Linked DNA regions of Homo sapiens: region 2 is linked to region 1. Evidence: chromatin loops called from intact Hi-C (ENCODE). Cell type or tissue: endothelial cell of umbilical vein. All regions are shown on one strand. Links, peaks and the distances in the headings refer to the core of each region. The heading gives the core; the rest is flanking DNA.

The links. Peaks named below come from ENCODE experiments on the same cell type or tissue, not always from the same donor. Only the 100,000 strongest peaks of a DNase experiment are listed, where the experiment ranks them.
Region 2: it touches region 1 in a loop (3-fold over the local background); 7 of 110 quality-filtered maps call a loop at or near these places.

What each region holds. Positions count from the first base shown.
Region 1 is chr3:19,882,116-19,890,458 of GRCh38, reverse strand. It overlaps EFHB (EF-hand domain family member B), which reads left to right. Exons shown (of 13, transcript NM_144715.4): 10 at 1,808-2,015; 11 at 5,844-6,056; 12 at 7,728-7,909. Among named protein-coding and RNA genes, the nearest start is that of EFHB, 48 kb to the left of the region's middle. RefSeq lists an enhancer at 3,232-3,401. In endothelial cell of umbilical vein, for the core only: a CTCF peak has its summit at 4,868 (motif pointing left); DNase peaks (open chromatin) are centred at 1,078 and 4,858; H3K27ac peaks cover 1,237 bases.
Region 2 is chr3:20,155,639-20,163,981 of GRCh38, reverse strand. It overlaps a transcript of SGO1 not described here. Among named protein-coding and RNA genes, the nearest start is that of SGO1-AS1, 14 kb to the left of the region's middle. In endothelial cell of umbilical vein, for the core only: no CTCF peak of the experiment used is centred there; a DNase peak (open chromatin) is centred at 3,351.

The DNA of each region.
Region 1 (8,343 bases), core at 85-8,084:
ATCCTTCCCTACCATCCTCTCCCAGGACTGACTATGATGATGACTTTGGGAACTGTATCCAAACCATAAAAATGTGAGAATCTCACCCCACTGAACAGATGCATCCCTCTTGAAGACCTGGAGCCCTTGGTCCTACTTCTAATCATCTTTCTCCCTAAAGCGGATGAGATCAGGGCTTGGGGGAGGGAGGGATTAAGGGTGCAGAGGGAGAGAATGGCTTTGCACTAGTAAGTAAGAAATATTTACTTTGATTTTGAGTGGCATGGTGGTGGCATGGTAGCTCCATGAAACAAACCACCAGTGTTTTCAGTGCACACAAAGCCCTGCATATTAGGCGGTAATTTATCGTTGACAGCATCTGTTTCAGTTTTGGGGCTCTCTTGATTCAACAGCCACATCCCGCATTGCTTTTCAGCTAGGATGAGTGTGGGTTTGCATTTTTGGTTGTAGTAGAGACTTTTGTTTGTTTTTGAGATGGAATTTCACTCTTGTTGCCCAGTCTGGAGTGCAATGGCGCAGTCTCGGCTCACTGCAACCTCGGCCTCCTGGATTCAAGCGATTCTCCTGCCTCAGCCTCCCGAGTAGCTGGGATTACAGGCATGTGCCACCACGCTGGCTAATTTTGTATTTTCAGTAGAGACGGGATTTCTCCGTGTTGGTCAGGCTCCCAAAGTGCTGGGATTACAGGCATGAGCCACCGTGCCTGGCCTGTAGTAGAGACTTTTATAAAGGAGTCTGCTTTAATCCAGGGCATTTGCAGCTGTATTGTCAAGATCATATATTTTAAGTTCTCATTCTGTTTGAATACAAGGGTTAAGTAGGGAAGTTTTCCAGGGCTGTGGGTCTGACTGCAAGAATTTATAATTCATCGAGTCAGTTTCTCGTTCTCCAGGGGATTGCCTCCATCAGCATTGTAAATCCAGTCCTGGGCAGTAAGAGCTTAAATACTACGCAGTGACTCATTTATGATTCCTCTTGGGAGTTATTTCCTCTCAGGGAAGTCTCTCTGAGGGGGCCAAAGCTCCCTTATAGCAGGAAGAATTCACTGCAGAAACAAACAAGAAAACTGGGACCTTTGCCATCATCTCTGAATGGATTTAAGGTTGGCTTGATAGACTGCAGGAGGGACTGAGTGCTAAGATGTCCCAGCTGTTGACATTCTTCCTTAACGAACATTGTGTGCTCTGCCCCTTCATCTCCCAAGTGAATCAGCCAGTTTCTGCTGAGAGCCCTTATACATTTCCCTCTGTTCATACTCAGTGTAGGTACTTCTGTCTTTAACTGCTGTCTGAAAGGAGGTGAGACTTTTTCCCTCCACCCTCCTCCCCCTACTTACCAGGATGAATCTTAGTGTTACTTGTTTCAATGGGGCTGACCATCAGATTGGTAGCATTTCCCTCTTGCCCATAGGAGTGTTATGAAAACCAGACCACTGTCTTTGAACCCACCTCCGTGAACTTGTCCTGCAACTATCTCCCCAATTTCTCCTTAATAACAGGCAATGAAATGAAGGGCCATTTATTGCCAGGTTAAAACACAGAAGGTATTAAAAACTTTGTAAGGATAAAAATTGTAGAGAGCTGTCAAAAGTACACACCTATTGGTCATATGAAATGTCAAGCCCATATCATGGTAATAATGCTCTACCACGGTCTAACCAGCGTATTTGACTCCTCTTCTGTGAAAATTGAGACAAATTTGAATTTATGTGATGAAGCTATTTCTTTTTTCTTAAACTAAATAATGTTGCCTACTCTGCTCTTGAAGACAACTCCCATTTTATGTTCTTTTGCTTCCTGTATAACAGAAGGGAGATGGGATGATAGATAAAGACGAGCTGCAGGAAGCTTGTGACCAGGCCAACTTGAGTTTAGATGACAAGCTCCTGGACCAGCTATTTGACTACTGTGATGTGGATAATGATGGCTTCATTAACTATCTGGAATTCGCAAATTTTCTTAACTGGAAAGACAAAATGCTTCTTAAAGAGTATGAAGAGAGGGTCATTATTAAAGGTATTTAATTTTTGAAGGTTTGATGAATTATTATTTTTTTAAATTTTAAAATTTATTATTATTATTTTTAATACAGACGAGGTCTCACTATGTTGCCCAGGCTGGTCCTACTTGCCCTTGAACTCCTGGGTTCAAGGGATTCTCTTGCTTTGGCCTCCCAAAGTGCTGGGATTATTGGTGTGAGCCAGCATGCTTAGCCATTTGCTGAATTCTTAAATGGACTTCTGTATTTTAATTTTTCTAAGAGCTCAGCTATATTCAACTTTAATATTATATGAAAAATAAAAATATACATTTATACATGGTTTTTATTTGCTTGTTTATGCATGGAATATCTGTAGTAGTGTAGGAAAGAATCAATAATATTTATTATTTCCAGGAAGAGGCAGTTGGATGGCTGAGGGACAGGGTGGCAATGAGATTCACTTTTTAATCTATATTTTTGTATCTTTTGAGTTTGGAACCATGTATTATTTATTCAAAAAAATTAAAAGCACAAAACTTACACTGAAGCTCAAAATATAAAAGACAGTTTCTCAGAAACCTGTTTAAAAACGATTATCTGAGTAGTTAATTCCCTTTCCCAGGAAACACACAATTTGACATAAAATTAGATTTTAAAAATTTTGTATAAAAAGGAAAAACAGCATAATCTTTACTTTTGATTCAAATGTTATAATGTTTACATCAAGCTTGTCCAACCCTTGGTTCAAGACAGCTTTGAATGCTGCCCAACACAAATTTGTAAACTTTCTTAAAACGCTATGAGATTTTTTTGCGACATTTTGTTTTTAAGCTCATCAGCTGTCCTTAGTGTTAGTGTACTTTATGTGTGGCCCAAGATAAGTCTTCTTCCAGTGAGGTCCAGGGAAGCCAAATGGTTGGATACCTCTGGCCTACATTTTATCTTTCTGTATCATTACATATATAGATATACATATATACATATGTGTATATGTATATATTTTAAGCATGTCTAAAATAACACTGAACATACTATATAAGGCTTTTTAAAATTTAACTTTCGCATTTCTCTTCTTCCTTTTTTTTTTTTTTTTTTTGATAGGGTCTTGCTCTGTTGCCCAGGCTGGAGTGCAGTGGTGTGATCTTGGCTCACTGCAATCTCTACCTGCCGGGTTCAAGTGATTCTCGTGCCTCAGCCTCCAGAGTAGCTGGGATTATGGCAGGTGTGTGCCACCATGCCTGGCTAATTTTTTGTATTTTTAGCAGAGACAGGGTTTCACCATGTTGCCCAGGCTGGTCTCGAACTCCTGGCCTCAAGTGATCCTCCTGTCTTGGCCTCCCAAAGTGCTAGGATGACCGACAAGAGCCAACATGCCCAGCCAGCTTTCATATTTCTAAGGAATGAAGAAATGCTTTTTTGGTTTCTATGAACTACATTTCAGTTCCCTCATGCTGATATATTATGATTTACTAAACCATTTCTTCACTCTATGAAATTTAGGCTGTTTCTAGATATTTTAAAAGTAATATGCACAATGCTATAATGATCATATCTCAAAAAGCTTTTTATTTCTCATTTCTTATGAATGTTATTATTGTCTCAGAAGTAACTCTATTTTCATTTTGCTTTTCTAAATGATTTTACTGATTTGCAATTTTATCAGCTAAGTCTGTGAGGTTTTACTCCAATCTCACTACCATTGAGTGTTATTTCAAACAAAAATTCTTACATTGTTGTACTTTAGTTGGTTTATAATAATACCTCATTTGCCTTGCTTTTTTTTTTTTTTTTTTTTTTTTTTTGAGACAGTGTCTCACTCTGTTTGCCCAGGCTGGAGTGCAGTGGTGCAATCATAGCTCATTGCAGCCTTGAACTCCTGGGCTCAAGTGATTCACCTGCCTCAGCCTCTTGAGTGGCTGTGTTGCCCAGGCTGGTTGTGAACTCCTGGCTTGAGGGATCCTCCCTCCTCAGACTCCCAATATGCTGGGATTACAGGCATGAGCCACTGCATCCAGCCTACCTTAATTTTTGTATCTTAATTATTAGAGGTTCAGCTTTTTAAAAAGATATTTACATTTTTATTTTCTCTCGGGATGTCTCTCTTCTAAAAAGTGGAGATACTACTATTTTCACTTTTATTCTTGGGTCATGCCTTTCTGTGAAGTCAAAACCAAATTTTGGTCTCTCTTGATGATGCGAGCCCTTATGGGTTAGCCTTTCTATTCTATCCACTAGGAAAGCATCAGAATCTTCCCTACCTAATGAAGCTTTTTATAGAAAACAGCTCTACTCCAACCCTTTCATAAACAGGGGTGACAGAGCTTCCTTCTTGGCACAACTCATGAAGTAGTGGTAGAAAGCAAAAGCTTATTTCAGACCAGATAATTCTTCAAATTGTTTCTGGTTTTTGGATGCTGATTTCTTCAGCCATTTTAAATGGAGTTTTTAAGGATTTTCATCTTCTATGATTTTAGGGTAGAAACTGTCAAGTTTGTAGTCAGTAGGTCTAGAGGGGGCCCAGGAATGTTCTGCCAAAATTTTTCTGATACCAAATTCTATCTTACTGTTGACTTTTGGAGAAAAGTGGGTAAGTAATCTTCCAATTTTTTGAGAAATTCTTTTTCAAACTTTGTCCAGATTTCTACTTTTGGTGAGGTGGAGGGTTAGAGGATCTGGAACAGTGGGCCTGAGAATTTTCAGAGCAGCAATTGGCAGGAACTGAGTGTGGGGAGAGGTGGGGTTGCGGGGAGGAATGCGTTCTTCAGAGACGTAAGTCTTTTCTAGTTTGCCACGGTATCCACCCTTCTCTAATACCAGCAGGTCACTTGCCTTTGCAACCCTTACTTGGGCTCCCCCAGAACCTTTAGAATTTTTCTAAAGATGGGAACACCACAGCGCTCTCTAGTGGTATATATGTAGTAACCAGATCTGAAAAAGATTGCAGGAATTTATTCCTAAATTTCAGAATTGGCTCAGCAAAGCAATCTGCAAAAGAGGACAGTCTTACAACTTCAGTTCTATCTCAGGGTTTTCTTTTGTACACTGACTTGTCAGGAGTTAGTTGTAGAAACAGTTCTTGAGCTCACAGTGAGTTCTTATCATCTCTCTTGATGTTGTAGTGCATGCTCCCCCCAGTCAAGTAGATGTGGAATTTTCCACTACAAGCATGTCTTGTCTTATTTCTCCCTAGTGCATAGTGCTAGGAAAAACTCTGTAGTTCAAGTTAAATATTAAAATACGCTTTTTTTTTTTTTTTGAGACGAAGTCTCACTGTTTTCCTCCAGGCTGGAGTGCAATGGCGCGATCTCGGCTCACTGCAACCATTGCCTCCCTGATTCAAGTGATTCTCCTGTCTCAGCCTCCTGAGTAGCTGGGGTTACAGGCGCCTGCCACCATGCCTGACTAACTTTTATATTTTTAATAGAGACGGGGTTTCATCATGTTGGCCAGGCTGGTCTCGAACTCCTGACCTCAGGTGATCTGTCCACCTCAGCCTCCCAAAGTGCTGGGATTACAGGCGTGAGCCACCGTGCCTGGCCGCTCTATTTTTTTTTTTTTTTTTTAAGAAAAGAAATGAATGGATTCTGTGTTTACATTTGGTCTCTCATATTTCAAAGCTTTATTCTAGAATAAAGTGAGTGGAGTAGCAGAAGAAAACATTAGGCCATGTTCAGATTTCCTGGCATATGACATTGGCCTGAACTTACTCTTCCACAGTTGGGTGTTGGGTCAGTGGAGGGGTCATGCCAGCTGTTTCCATTAGCAAGAAGAGACTAGATGGGAAAACTTATCCTGTTACAGAGCAGCAAGCACTAAGTAGTAATGTATTCCTGCATTTTTTCTTTCATTTATTTTCCTTAAAGGTAGAAAACCAGATTGTGTAAACCCTACTGAGGCTAATGTTGAAGAACCTGAACAAACTCTCCTCATAAAGCCAGAAGATATTGTCTTAAAAGAAGCAGGAAGCACAGAAAAGACTCTCCGGACACTTCTGAGACCAAGTGATAAAGTTTCCAACTACTATAAGACAACTTCTTCTGAGATCAATGCAATTGTAGGAGCCATTCCTTCTACTTGTATGTCACTTATTTGTCAAGTTTTAAAAGCATCAACAAACTGTCCTCTGTCTGTCCTTGCATTGTCCCCTGCCTTTCTCCGTTAGATTAAGTTTCCCAAAGCTTTGTACCTTGCATTTAATTCATATTCTAACCACCTGGGGAGGAGAGGCCCACATATAAATGTTGATTGAACGGAATTGCCAATGATGACCAAAGTAAAATGATTCTTTATATATTAATGAAATGGAAACCATTATAGATCAGAACATTGAATGTTATACATTGTAGTAATTCAGACTCCACCAAGTATTAATATTAGACGATTTTAAAACCATATGATTCTTAGCTCCATACATATCTGCCTTCAAATATTTAAAGAGCTTTTACATAACATTTCTCTGCATATTCATTCCCCATGTGTTAGTTTGCTGGGGCTGCTGTATCAAAGTACCACAAACTGGTGTCTTAATAGAATTTTATTGTCTCACAGTTCTGGAGGCTTGACGTGCAAGGTGTCAGCAGGATTGGTTCCTCTGGTGGATTGTAAAGGAGAATCTGTCCATGCCTCTTCCCTAGTTTCTGATGATTTGCTGGCAGTCTTTGGCACCACTTGGCTTCTTCAGCATCACCCTGATCTCTGCCTTCATCTTCACGTGGTGTTCTCCCCATTTTCATGTCTGTGTCCAAATTTCTCCATTTTACAAGAACTCTAGCCATATTAGGTTAGGGGCCCACCATACTCCAGTATGACCTTATCTTAATTAATTATACCTGAAAAGACCTTATTTCCAAATAGGGTCACACTCTGAGTTAGTGGAGGTTAGGACTTCACCATCTAAATTTTGGGAGGAGACAATTCAACCTATAACATCCATATATCAATATGAAGCATGATGAATATTGGTGATATAGAAAAACTATTTTATGTTGATCAAGATCACATCCTTGGAATAAGGACATGATTGAGGATTTACATATTTTTCTCAACTGGATTTTTATAGACATGCTATACATTCTAGAGTAATGAAATCTTGTTACTCTCGTTAGACTGTGTTGTCCAATAGAAATAAAATTGAAGTCATCTATGTATTTACAAACTTTTTAGCATTAAAGAAAACCAGGCTGGGCATGGTGGCTCATGCCCATAATCCCAGAATCTTGGGAGGCCAAGGTGGGAGGATCAATTGAGGTGAGGAGTTCAAGACCAGCCTGGGCAACATAGTGAGACCCTGTCTCTGCAAAAAATACAAAAATTAGCTGGGCATGATGGCAAACGCCTGTAGTCTCAGCAACCTGGGAGGCTGAGGTGGGAGGATCACTTGAGTCCAGGAGTTCAAGGCTGCAGTGAGCTGTGATCATGCCACTGCATTCTAGCCTGGGTGACAGAGTGAGACCCTGTCTCAAAAAAGAAAAAGAAAAAGAAAAAAAAGTCATGTTAAAAAAAGAAACAGGTGAAATTAATTTTAATACGATATATATTCAAAATATTATCATTTCAATAACTAATCAATATAACAATTATTAAATATTTTCCTTTTTTTACTAAAATGTTTGAATTTTACATTTGGAATACACCAAAATTCTTCCTAGCTACATTTTAAGTGCTCAGTATGCACATGTGACTGGTGGCTACTGTGTTACACAGCTTTGTTTTAGAATGTCTGTTTTCTTCCCTCATCAATGACCTAGGTTACCCCATTTGTGGTGTTCCAACCATTCGATCTGACATTCCTGCTCCCCGAATTCGTCGCATCAGTGACAGAACTAATTATGGTGAAGAAGGTAGTGCATATTCACTACTATATCCTACCATTTTTGCCCGGAAAGGAGTGTTTGAAAGAGACTTCTTCAAGACCAGATCAAAAGAAGAGGTATAGCATATAAGCATACAAAAATGGAAATGTTTTCTCTATCAACAACTACTATTTTAGAATTTTAAAAACTTGAATTTTTATATTTACAAAAGTCTACAGGATCCCCAAGTATAGGATTCTTGATGAATAATCCTCAACTTGGTTGTGACATCTGGTACAATTCTTGAGGTAGAATTTATGCTGTGACAGAAAGAGCAAATTCATATTTTACATTCAATATGGTCCACGTAAAGAAGAAAAATATTTTTCTAAAACATTTAATACTATTCTAGTTGAGAAAAGGAACAGGATCAACCCCTTCCTTATGTAAGCATCCTGATGGCCTTGGGCCTCTAGAACTAAGAGTGGGCATGAGGATGGTCACTTTGCTACCCTTCTTGTCCACTGGTATCATATGTCTCAGATTATCTGTGACAAGCATTGATTTAAAA
Region 2 (8,343 bases), core at 1-8,000, 270 kb before region 1:
TTGTGCTAGGACTTTTGTTTTTAGAAACGTTTTAAATTACGAATTCATTTTTAAAGTTGATGTAGAGATGTTTTAAGTTTTCTGTTTCTTTAGACAGTTTTGCTAATTTGTGTTATACAAGGACTTTGTTCATCTAAGTTATCAAATTGTTAGACATGTTATTCATAATATTCCCTTGTACTTTTTGTCTTACATGTAAGAGCTGTAGTTATCCTCCTCTCTTTTCATTCCTGATATTGATAACCTTTTTCCCGTTTGCCCCAAGAATATTCACTGGCAGCACTTGCAGCTGCAGCGTTTACCCAAAGATAACTTTGCCACAAAATAATCTCGCTCTTATTATTTTTCCAACACTCTAGTATATTGACTTCGGAAACAAAAGATATTCTATTTATAGCATTCTGTTATAGTAGTACTATATTTCCATTTAGAAAATGTAGTAATTCTCAAAACCTGAAAATGTCAAATCCTAGAAAATATAGCAATCCTACGTGTGATGTTAATATCATTCTTGAACAGTTGTTGGTCAAAGATTCATTTGATGAACCCAGTTTTTCCAAAATAGATGATTCTGATGATTCAGACAATTCCAATGTTAGTTCTGTTAGAACTAACTCCAAGAAAAGTTTTTATATTTTATTTTCACATTGAAAATCAGTCAGGTTTGCTTCAGCCTCAAAGAGCATGTTTATGTAAAATTAAACGAGTGCTGGCAACAGGCTGTGCTTTTTTTTTCCAAACAGGAAAAGGGATTATTTGTGCTTTCTTCTTGATCAGTCTAAATAGAAGTTTATGACTTTCAAAGAACCAGTTTTTAGTTTCAGTGATTTCTCTCTTTTTTATTCATTCTCTATTTCATTGATTCCTACTCTTTGACATTCTTCCGTCTACTTTGGATTTAATTTGCCCTTTCCTAACTTCTTAAGGTACTATGAATTAAGACTTCTCTTATTTTAATGTATTTTTAATGCTGTAAGTTTTCCTTTAAGCACTCTATTAGCTGCACCCTACAGATTTTTATATGTTGTCATTTAGTCTAAAGTATTTTCTGATTTCTCTTGTGAGTTTTAGTCTTTTCTTCCCTCTGGGCTTCATTTTGGATAGTTTCTTCTGCTTTGTTAAATCGTCTATTAATCCTATCCAGTGTATTTTTTCTGTCATGATATTGTATTTTTTTTTTTACCTCTAGAAATTCCATTTGGTTCTTTATTTTATATATATATTTTATTTGTCTCTTTATTGTGTTCATGTTTTATATTCTAGAGCATATTTATAATGTTCAGAATAACTATTTTAACACCCCTATCTGCCGATTCCATTATCTCTGTCATTTCTGGATCAACTTTTATTGGCCTATTTTTCTTTTAGTCGATTATTATACTTTCCTGCCTTGTATATCTTGTAACTTTTTAAATTGGATACTGTATATTGGGAATTTTACATTTGTATAAGCTATATCTTCTTGTATTCTTTTAAAGAGTTAACTTCGTTTTGTCAGGCAATTAAGTTTGTTAGAGATCAGCTTGATCTTTATTAGGCTTGCTTTTAAGTTTTTTGGGGCAGATCTTTGGGAGCTTTTACTCTATGCTCGTTTACCCCCAGTACGAAGATGTGAAGCATCTGGGGTTTTCACTGAATGTCTCATTTATTCAACAAGGTCTATCCATTCTGGCTGCTGGTTGCCCAAGCCTGTTCAAAGTATTACTTTTGAGTGTTGTTTGGCTCACAACTCCCTGTAATTGTTCTTCACTCTGTAGTTCTTTCCATAGTTACATGAAGTTTCATCCTACACATGCATGGATTAGTATTCAGTCAACATTCAGGAGACAGAATTCTGGAGCTCTTTCTCTGCATAGCTCTTTCCCGTCTATTACTCTGCTAGCAAATTCTACATCTGCGGCCTCTCCAAACTTCAGTCTGTCTCTTCAACTCAATGATATTACTGGACTCTGGATTCTCACTCCTTGTCCCACAATTCTGAAACTACGTTGGGAAGAAATATAGGAAGAACATGGGGCTCACTGCTTATTTTCCTTCTCTCTGGAATTATAATCTTATACTAGCTATTGCACAATTTCTGAAAACAGTTGATTAATATTTTCCATCTTTTTTGCTTGTAGTGGCTGAACAAGTCCCATAGTAGAGGACTTTATAGGCAGAAGTGGAAGTCAATAATTTATCCTGCTTGGGATTCACTATGCTTATAAATATTCATGCTTTTTATTATGAAAAATTATTGGCTTGTTGAATATTGCCTTTTTCCCATTCTCTCCTTATGCAATATCTCGTAATTGTTGGGCTTTGATTTAACTAATAATATTCAGGAACAACTGTGCTAGATCTTGTTCTAGGCCCTTGGGATGCCTCAGTGACCAAAACCAATATTCTGCCCTGATGGAATTCACATTGTGTATAACCTGTGTCTCTTAACTCCTTTTTCATATTTTCCATCTTTTTAGCTACATTCTTTCCATATCATTTCGTCAGTTCTATCTTCCAGTTCACTCATTCTATCCTTGGTTATATCATAGCCTATGTAACCTGTCACTTAATGTTTTCTCTATTTTTAGCAATTATAAGCACTCTAATTCTGATATTTGTTGTATCTGCTGACTTTTGATTGTTTGCTCACATATTTTCTAATTTTTTATTGTGAGCTCATCCTTCATGGAACTTATTTTTCCTTCTGAATAAAATCTGTGGACTAGGTTGTAGAAACATCTCTGTAGACTGATTTTGTGTTTGCTTTTACCAGGAGCCCTGGAGGTATCACCTGCCAAAGAAGCAATTTTTATTTTATATTATGTTCGAGAATTTGTTTCGAGATTCCCAGACTGTAGGAAATGTAAACTTGAAACCCACATCTGCTTGAGGTAAAGTCCACGGGCTTCACATCCTTAGAAAACTTTTTTAGTCCATGCATTCACTAATGTATGCAGACCTTTAATAGATTCTAGCTTTATGTGTTGGGGGAGAGATGGAGGGGTGTTGACAGTCTGTTTCACTCAGCCTACATACATAATAAAATCTAAGCCCTTTAATTAGAGATAGCAACTTTCCCAGGGTGACCGAGGAATCAGTACGTGTTGAACCCCTCTTTTAAGTTTCCTTTTGGTTGTGTCACTTGGAGATTGCCTTTTCTTTCTTGTAAGCTCAGCTGTGTCCTCAAATATATTGCATTTTACCCAGCATTTCCAGGTGTTTTCAGGGGTCAAAGTTTTTAAGTTATCTTAGTCTTTGATATTGTGTAAGCGAAATTCTCCAATCCCATCTCCTAGATGATTTTTTTTTAAATCACAAAATGTGATTATGCTTAACAGCTGTTTCCTGTTTCTCTTAAAATAAAATCCATTTCCTATTTCTCTTAAAATAAAATCCATTATTCTTAATATGGCCTGTTATGGCCCTGCACCATCTCACACTACACCCCTCTGCTTCTACAACTCTTGTCATGTTGAATTCTCTCAGTTCTTTGGAGATCTTAGCCTGTATTGTCTCTGCCTGCCTTCTTCCAAATTTTGCCTTAGTCAATGCCTATTCTAATCTTTCAGCTTAAAAAGCCACTTCCTCTCAGAAGCTTTCTCTAAGTTCCTGCTTACCAGATTTTGTCTTCCTTTTTATAATCTCATAGCACTATACTAGTAAAAGCTCCAGAATTTCCCTATAAACAGGGACCTAGGGTGGTGATTTTTTTAATGGAGGAGATATTGGGACAAGGAACCAGGGGAGTACCCTGGAAAAGTATATTAAAGCTACATTTGCTTAAAAAGTATGATTTTTATTTAATTTGTATTTTTGTTGAAGCCACCCTTGGTCCCACCACTGCAGGCTCTACCTTTCATTATAGCACTCAAGATACCTGTAATTAGTATTCAATGTCTGACCTCTCCATGAAAATATAATTGCTACTTTGATCATTTTGTAACTACACACACTCCAAGTTTCAGTAGCCCTCTTGGGCCATTGTTCTAGGCCCTTGGGCCTAGGCCCCTGGCCCAGAAGGCCAGGCTCCTTAGCAGGGTGTTTCATGACTCTTTCCAACCTGATCCCACAACACATCATCAACTCTCACCCTGACCTGAAATTAATCTCTCATCTCTTAATTCACTGATGTGACATTTCTTCTCCAATTGACTTTTCTTTTCCAGTAATAGAATCTTAGCATAAAATCTTTATCATTTTAAACATAGGAGATGCTTAATAAATGTGGAATAGGAATTTGCAGGGAAATGTGAAGGAATAGGAACTATGGTTGGTAGCCTCAATATCCAGATACTTCATGCTGCAACAAACTAGGACCATCATTCTTTAAATGTAGCTGTAGCATTGCATAGCACTGAAGAACACTGACTCTGGATCCAGAATCCCTGCATTTGCCTTTTTGGGAAAATTCCCTCTCTGTATCTCAGTATTTTCATTGAATTTTGTAAGGATTCAATGAGTTAGTACATATAAAATGCTTAGAAGAGTGCTTAACACTTACTAAGTACTCAATAAGTAAATTGTTGTAAGGATTCAGTGAGTTAGTACATATCAAATGCTTAGAAGAGTGCTTAACACTTACTAAGTGCTCGATAAGTGGTAGATTCCTGAGGAAATTACTTGGTTATGGGAATCTATGCAGCATCCACAGATTGACTATCTGCACTAAATTATTTCTGCTCATTCAAACCTACTTAGTACCAGTACAAATAAAACAATAGTCATATTAACAATACTTCAATACTGATTTAGGTGAAAAGCCTTTTTTAAATTTATAGTGTTAAGTTAAAATTTTTATATAGTGTTTTACATTCACTTGAGACCATCTTCACATACATTAAACACATCCTCACTATAGCTTTGAGCAGAAAAGCATGTGTCTATACTCAGGAGGCTGAGGCAGGAGAATGGCGTGGACCCGGGAAGTGGAGCTTGCAGTGAGCCGAGATCGCGCCACTGCACTCCAGTCTGGGCGACAGAGTGAGACTCTGTCAAAAAAAAAAAAGTGTCTGATGAGAAAAGACTCAAGATAATAAATATGGTGTTTCATCATAAAGGGTGTTGGGAAGTAGCATTTGTGCAAGAAGATACATGTAATAAGTAAAACAGAGAGTAATTAAAATTTATTCCAGCTTGGTATTATAGAAAAGGTGGGAAATGTAGCCTGGATCGGGATTGTTAGGTGAGTTCACATACACCTGCATGATCACACTCGAGTGATTTTGATCTTTAGCATCTTGCAAATTGGTATCCAGCATCATAATGGAAAGTTTCATCCTCTCCCTCATCCTGTTCAATATTTTTTTCAATAACATGAATATGAGAAAACATATAATTGACAAATTCGTAATTTATAAATGTAAATCTTAGAAGGAATAGGTAACAGTAAATATTGGAACTGGAATAAAAAATGCCTCACAGGTTAATACAAGGGTAGGGGGAACGTCCTATAAAATTAAGCCCACATCTACTTCTTGACCTAACAATTTCACTATTTGGTATTCACATAAGAGAAATGAAAGCATATGTTTACAAAAAGACCTACAAAAAAAATGTTTATAGCAGGCTTATTGTAAGACCCAAACGTAGAAACTACCCAAATGTCCACTAAACTTGAGAAGATAAACAAATCGTGGAATATTACAATAGTATACTCTTCAGCAATAAAAAGGAATGAACTTCTGATACATATTACAATGTGGATGAGCCAGACCCCAGGAAGTACAAACTGTGACCCCATTTATATGAAATCAAGTAACACAAAACGAATCTATGGTGACAAAAATCAGAAGTGGTTTTCTGGAGACAGGGAAGGAGAATTGACCTGAAAGGGGCACGAGGGAACTTTTCTTAGGTGATAAGAATGTCCTGTCTTTAGGGTCGTGATTATACTGGTGTAGACAATTGCCAAAAGTCATCAAACTTAGCACCTAAGACCTATGCTTTTTAATAGAGACAGGGTCTCACAATGTTTGGCCAGGCTGGTCTCAAACTCCTGGGCTCAAGCGATCCTCCTGCCTTGGCCTCCCAAAGTACTGGGATTATAGGCATGACCCACCACACCTGGCCTGACTGGTGCATTTTCTTGTATGTTAACTATACCTCAATTTTTAAAAATGTTTTTCGTTTTGAGATGGTGTTTCGCTCTTGTTGCCCAGGCTGGAGTGCAATGACGCAATCTCAGCTCACTGCAACCTCCACCTCCCAGTTTCAAGTGATTCTCCTGCCTCAGCCTCCCAAGTAGCTGGGATTACAGGCATGCGCCACCATGCCCGACTAATTTTGTATTTTCAGTAGAGACAGGGTTTCATCATGTTGGTCAGGCTGGTCTCAAACTCCTGACCTCAGGTGATCCACCTGCCTCGGCATCCCAAAGTGCTGGGATTACAGGCATGAGCGACTGTGCCCAGCCTAAAAATGTAGACAGGATCTTGAGTTGTGCACATAGCTACAACTGTACAAGTATGCTTGGGTGTGTTGAGGGATAGGAACAGTGCTGGCACACTAACTTAATAGTACTCTGTGGGAAACTTGAATTAGAGCTTGATCATAAACAGCTGACTTCAACCCAACCTACGGGCTTTCTTATAAAGCTTTGCCTGTCCCACTGATGGGCAGTACTATTGCATAAAAATGCAAATTTCCCATTCACAGATGTTTTTAAGTAGAAACTAGATGTCCATCTGTTAACAGCAGAAGATGGCAGGTTGACAGAGCAAAGATTTTTTTTTTTTTTTTTTTTTTTTTTGAGACAGTCTCGCTGTTACCCAAGCTGGAGTGCAGTGGTACAATCAAGGCTCACATAGCCTTGACCTCCTAGGCTAAGGTAATCCTCCCACCCCTCAACTTCCCAAGTAGCTGGGACCACCACTGTGCACCACCACACTCGGCTAAATGTTTTCTGTTTGTTTTTTTGATTGATAGAGATACGGTCTCACTACGTTGCCCAGGCTAGTGAGAGCAAAGATTCTTAAACTGGGGTTCACCAATGAACTTCAGGAGGGTCCAAGGACCAAGTGAACTGATATGCAGAAAGTGCACACATGTAAACATGTGCATTATTTTCAGAAGGTCCTTAGCCTCCAAGTTCTCCAGGATTTCTTTTAAAGAACTTCAAACCTAGATAAACTGAGACTGGTAACCCTTGGTTCAGCTCATAAAATTTAATACACATACCCAGAGTCATGTCAAATGAAGATCTTTGGACAACAATAGCCTGTGTATACTATGGTGGTCCCATAAGATTATAATACCATATTTTTACTGCACCTTTTCTATGTTTAGATACGTTTAGATACACAAATACTTACCATTGTGTTACAGTTGCCTACAGTATTCAGTACAGTAAAATGCTATACAGGTTTCTAGCCTAAGAGCCATAGGCCATACTATGGAGCTTCAGGACTGTGTAAGTACACTCTAGGATGCTCACACACCAACAAAATCACCTAACATTGCATCTCAGAAGGTATCCCCATCGTTAAGTGGTACATAACTGTATATAAATGTATATACATGTATATAAATACACACACACAAATTACACGTATCATTTCTCATCTTTTTCAACTCCTGATCCTGTGAAAGTTGTCGGACTTCCCAATAAGAAGAGGGAGCAGGAAGCTTGACTTTTAATTTTTCTCTGCTTTGTTGAAATAATACTGCTTTTTAATAAACCCAAAGAAAATCTCTAGCTTTGTCATTGTTAGCTTCCTTTTTCCACAAGTAAAGATGTTCCCATAAATAAATATATAAATATATATATTTGTATATTTATGTATTTATATATATATGAATTTACATATTTATATATAAATACATAAATATATACATAAATACATTAAAGAGGACCTTTCATAATGCTTATGGTTGTTTCCTCACTTCCTTATAGCATCTTTTTTTTACTTTGTTGAAGCTCTTCCTCCAGAGTATACCTGGAAATCTTTCATTTGCTCTTTTTGTCTCTTTAAATTCATTTTCAGCTCTTTACCTGAGACATTAGTAACATTGTTTTCATCCTGTCAATCTTCATCATCACTTATTGATAGCACTGATACACCCAAAGGAGAAAGTAAATACCACTTTAATACCAGCAGCTTTAAGACTCAGAACCATCTATTTCAGTCCCTGCCACCACCTTCCCTGTCCACCCTCCACTACCCCCTACACAGATACCTTTTTTCTGCCAGGAAAAAATGTCTGAATGGTCAAGAATTGTAAACCTATATTTCAACAGATGAAAAAAGTATCAACCTAATTACTACCTCTTAAGTAAGAACTTGCAACCATTTCTGACCTTTGATATTCCAGAATAGCTGATTGCTTTTCTTTGGCATTTTCACTTTGCTAAGAGGAGAATGC